Linked DNA regions of Homo sapiens: region 1 is linked to region 2. Evidence: read pairs that join two places in POLR2A ChIA-PET (ENCODE). Cell type or tissue: MCF 10A. All regions are shown on one strand.

Region 1 (2,500 bases), 170 kb before region 2:
AAAAGATAAACCTGAAATTTAGAAGTATTTACAACTCAGAACACAAAAATCACAAGAAAACGCTATATGAAGACAAAATAAAAACACAAAGTCCCAATTTTCCTGTTTTGGCTGCGTTTTAGGTGTGGGCCATTCTACAAGCAAAGCACCTGTGTGGTAAACAAAGCAGTTATCCGAAATTGGCCATGCCCTACACAGAGGGGCATGAGCAGAGAGCACAGCGCCTCACCCCCACCGGCGCCTCCTGTGGGGGCAAAGCGTTCTTTCCCCATTCATTTGTGTGCCTGCTAAGTGGGCTCTTGGCAGAAGTAAACTGCATCTCATTTAGAAATGCTGAATTCCCACTGGTGTGTAGGAGGAAAGAGTATTTTCTCAATGGTCTTAAGGGGCCTTCAGGCTTGTACTTCAGTGAAAGCTAAACTTTAACTGTATAACCTACTGATGTTAAAATTTGGTAAAAAGACTGGTTCACGCCTGTAATCCCAGCACTTTGGGAGGCTGAGGTGGGAGGTGAGTATAGGAGTTCAGGACCAGACTGGGCAACACAGTGAGACTCACTCTCTACAAAAAACACAAAAATTAGCTGGGCATGGTGGCGCACGCCTGGGGTTCCAGCTACTCATGAGGCTGAGGCAGGATAATCGCTCGAACCTGGAAGGTAGAGGGTGCAGTGAGCCAAGATCGTGCCATTACACTTCAGCCTGGGTGATGAAGTGAGACTCTGTCTCAAGGAAAAAAAAAAAAAACTGGCGAAAAGAAGTTAAACCATAATTAAACAAATGAGCTTGCTGCTGTTGGTTGCGCACTCAGGGGGTGCCACTGCTACTCTCTGCGAGAGTGGTGCCAAGGCTCCAAGCTTTCAGGGAGCTTGTCTTTGAGAAGAACCCCCAGAGCCCGCAGTATGCACTATACAGTCATCCTCATTATCCACAGATCCCATATTTGCAAATCCACCCAGTCGCTAAAATTCATGTGTAATCCCAAGCTAGATACCAGCAGCATTTCTCCAGTCAGTCCTGGACCTGCACAGATGCGACGATCCCAGCTGAGGCAGAAAACGATAATGCTCTGCCTGTTTCAGTTATTAGCTGTCAAGTCTTTTCACGATGAGTGTCGGGTGTTTTGCCCTTTGGGCTTTTTCTGGTGACATCGCTGTCTGAAGTGGCCCCAGGTGCAGTGTGAAGTGCTGTCTGCTGTTCTTAAGTGCAGGCTGGCTGTCAGGTGTCTTACAGACAAAACCGGTGTGGGATGAGCTTTCTAACAGGCTGAAATGATGGCACCACAGACTACTTACTACAGCTGGCCCTGAGTTCAATGTTAACACTATTAAATGAATCAACACTAACATTAAATGAGGCGTCTTTAAAATCAAGGTCACATAGGCTGGGTGTGGTGGCTCACGCCTGTAATCCCAGCACTCTGGGAGGCAGAGGTGGGCAGATCACCTGAGGCTGGGAGTTCGAGACCAGCCTGACCAACACGGAGAGACCCCGTCTCTACTAAAAATATAAAAATTAGCTGGGTGTGGTGGTGTGCGCCTGTAATCCCAGCTACTTGGGAGGCTGAGGCAGGAGAATCGCTTGAACCCTGGAGGCGGAGATTGCAGTGAACCGAAATCATGCCACTGCACTCCAGCCTGGGCAACAGAGTGAGCCTCTGTCTCAAAAAAAAAAAAAAGAAAAAAAAAAAAGTCACATAAAGCAATGTTAGGTATGATCAGCTGACGAAAATGTTGTGATCTGTAGCACACAGGAGCAGCACCGCACGGGCTCATTCAGTGTTCTAGCAACTCCACAGAACCACCTCCAATGATAAGCGCTGACTGCATCACCTGTGGTGGGGGCCGATTTCTATTCTTTAAAGGTGGCAAGGGTTTTGGAAACCAAGGGATCTCACACCCAGTTCAGAGACTGAGTTAAATAATAAATTTTAACAAACCAAGTAATGAAAGCAAGTCTGAACAGATTTAGACCAATAAGAGCACTGCTTTAGGGGAAATACACTGGGAGGCATACAGTCGAGTATAAGGTCCTTTACAAAGTATTTTACCCACATTACACAGTTCAGTGAACAAGCCTAGTTAGTATTAAAACATTTAACTTCACGTTTCCCCCAAACTAAACTGTGAAGTGTACCTTTCCACGTGAGTACAAAGTAAATTTACACCCTTTACTATGAGATTAAATGATTTCGACCACCAATGTCTAGCGTGAAACAAATAGCTCACACCACGCTGGTGAAGCAGATGAACAAGGATCTCTCATCAAATCTGTTGGTGGGGGCCGGGCGCGGTGGCTCATGCCTGTAATCCCAGCACTTTGGGAGGCCGAGGCAGGTGGATCACGAGGTCAGGAGATCGAGACCATCCTGGCTAACATGATGAAACCCCGTCTCTGCTAAAAATACAAAAAATTAGCCGGGCGTGGTGGTGGGTGCCTGTAGTCCCAGCTACTTGGGAGGCTGAGGCAGGAGAATGGCATGAACCCAGGAGGCAGAGCTT
Region 2 (2,500 bases):
CCACCGGGGACAGCACTGGTTTAGATCATAAAGGACTGGTGAGATGAGCTAGCCTTAGTTCTTTTTTGGTGGTTTGTTTTCTTTTTTGAGAGGGAGTCTTTCTCTGTCACCCAGGCTGGAGTGCAGTGGCACGATCTTGGCTCACTGCAACCTCCGCCTCCCGGGTTCAAGCAATTCTCCTGCCTCAGCCTCCTGAGTAGCTGGGATTACAGGCACGCGCCACCACGCCTGGCTAATTTTTGTATTTTTAGTAGAGACGGGGTTTCTCCGTTTTGGCCAGGCTGATCTTGAACTCCTGACCTCAGGTGATCCTCCCGCCTCGACTTCCCTAAGTGCTGGGATTACAGGCGTGAACCACCATGCCCAGCCAGAGCTAGCCTTAGTTCTGATGCGCTTGGAAGGGAATCTGAATCCTGCTATGCAGAGGTTCAAAATGGGACGGGGCTTGAGGACAGGGGAGAGGGACAGAGAAGGAAGGATGTCCTTGGAGGCTGGCAAAGGGCACCCGTGACAAGCAGCCCCAAAGGAGTGGCCCTGCCCTCGTGCTGGTGACTGAGCCAGAGAGGGCGGCTACCTCCTGTGGGGTGCCCGGCAGCATCGGCCCAGAGCCAGCACCTCAGCTGGAAAATGAAAGGGACTTCTGCAGTTCCTCTCTTCCCAGAGGCCACCAGGGACCCCTCGGATGGCCGGCCAGGAAAGGAAGGGGTCTGGCGCAGGCACAGGTGTCAGAGGTAAAGGGACTGCAACCGAAAATAGATCGAATGCCCATGGGTCTGGGCCATTTGCTGGGTGTCCCTTCATCACACAGAGCCAGCTCAAAAGAAGGACAGGCTGTGCTTCGAGGGGGTGCGTTGGACGTTGTGGGAGGGAGGCTGAAATTCTGGAACTCGGTGCTTCTGCAACCCCCCAGGCTGGGAGTGGGTTCGGAAGGGTCAGCAGTCGTTGTTGTGGTTGTGATGGGGACTGATGTTGATTAGTGTATGAGTTTGGCCAGATTATCTAATAATAATGAAGGATGGTGACATCAACAGTAATTGACCCCTAGAATCCCTGGTTTCGTCCTATGAAGACAGGATCTTCATAACCATTTAAGAGTACAAACATATCTGTAAGAATTTGGTATACAGCAAGTGCTCAAACATGGGAGGGGGTCCATGACACCATTTCAGGCCACTGATCATGGCTGGGTGGAGGGGTAGGCATAGCAGAAAGCCCCATCCCTGTGAGTGCTGCCCCCTGCAACCTCCGGGCCATGCCGTGTTTCCTCTTAGCCCCGGGCGTTTGTGTGTCTGAGTCATTTGTCAGTCTGGATCTTTGGCCAGTGTGAGCCGGGGGTGGGGAGGTGGGTGTCCCGGACGGGCTGTTCTGCCCTGTGCTGTTCCTACAGTGCCTCACGGGCTGTCTGTTGCCATCTAGAGGGGAACATCGTGAGCCGGCCCTCCTCTGTGCACCCCCTTCCCATGGGACCCGGGATGGAGGAGTCCAGAGCACGCCTCTTGTTTGTTTGACACTTGACCGTTTGCAAAGCACACTTCCATTTTCCAATGGGGATATTATTATGCCGGTTAACAAGCAGAAGGGTTAGGAGTCCTGTCTATAAACTCGGCCCCACCAGAAAGAGCATCTTGGTGTCTGCCTTAGATCTGTTTAATTTAATTTAAGCCAATGTCACACGGGTAGGTGGCAGTGAATTCCATCCCAGTTACTGGGTCTGTCTTCCTCCACTTCCACCCCCCACCAAAATCCAGGCATCTTAGATGGAGCCTGGAGATAGTAGGGGCCCTGACTCCCTGACTCCCTTGTTGGAGCCTGTGTGCTCGTGTGCACCCCAAGACTGTGCTGGAATCTGAGGCTGGGAAGCTCGGGGCTGGACCACCTCCAGAGGTGCTTCCAAGGGAGTGGCCTGCAGGACATTCTGTCATCTCCGGGCTGGCAGGAGATGCTTCCAGTCTAAGATACTCACTCTCATCTCAAAGATGACTTTCGGCGGCTTTTTGCTTGCAACGTGGAGAGCCGCTTGGAAAGTGGCAAGAGGGGAGGGTTATAGGGTGGATAAGAACAGATATTCATGACTCAATAAACTATCCTGCCACACAGGTGAGGAAACGGATCCTTGAGGAAACACATGACCAGCGGAAGGTCACCCAAAGGCACTGTGACCTGGAGCTCAAGCCTCTAGAGTATTTCACTCCTCCAGCCACACTGCTTTAGGGTGGAGCGATGATCTCTGTTCGGCTCCACACCTGGAAAGCAGAGCCTTCTCTTCCCTGGGCTGCACATGTTGTGGGACCCAGGGCCGAGCTGCCTGCTCCCCTGAGCTGGCTCTAGGAACCAGTGGGCAGAGCTGCTACAGCTCTTACCCCACCCAAGCGCCCTCCCTCGAGCCCTTATCTCCCTGGCCTCCCGCAGCCCTCCATGCTCAGGAGCCCTTCCAAGCGCCTGAGCCGGGAACACTGCCGGGTCGGGGGAGCTCTCTTCCTCCTGGTTTTGCCCGTCTCCG

The links. ChIA-PET counts read pairs that join two places held together with the same protein. Peaks named below come from ENCODE experiments on the same cell type or tissue, not always from the same donor. Only the 100,000 strongest peaks of a DNase experiment are listed, where the experiment ranks them.
Region 1: POLR2A ChIA-PET joins it to region 2 with 5 read pairs; 5 of 35 experiments call an interaction of 5 or more read pairs at or near these places.

Annotation. Positions count from the first base shown.
Region 1 is chr7:74,191,859-74,194,358 of GRCh38, reverse strand. The region is part of intron 5 of EIF4H (eukaryotic translation initiation factor 4H); the gene reads right to left. Among named protein-coding and RNA genes, the nearest start is that of MIR590, 1.9 kb to the right of the region's middle. In MCF 10A, no CTCF peak of the experiment used is centred here; no DNase peak of the experiment used is centred here.
Region 2 is chr7:74,022,095-74,024,594 of GRCh38, reverse strand. No RefSeq gene overlaps it. Among named protein-coding and RNA genes, the nearest start is that of ELN, 4.8 kb to the left of the region's middle. In MCF 10A, no CTCF peak of the experiment used is centred here; a DNase peak (open chromatin) is centred at 1,314.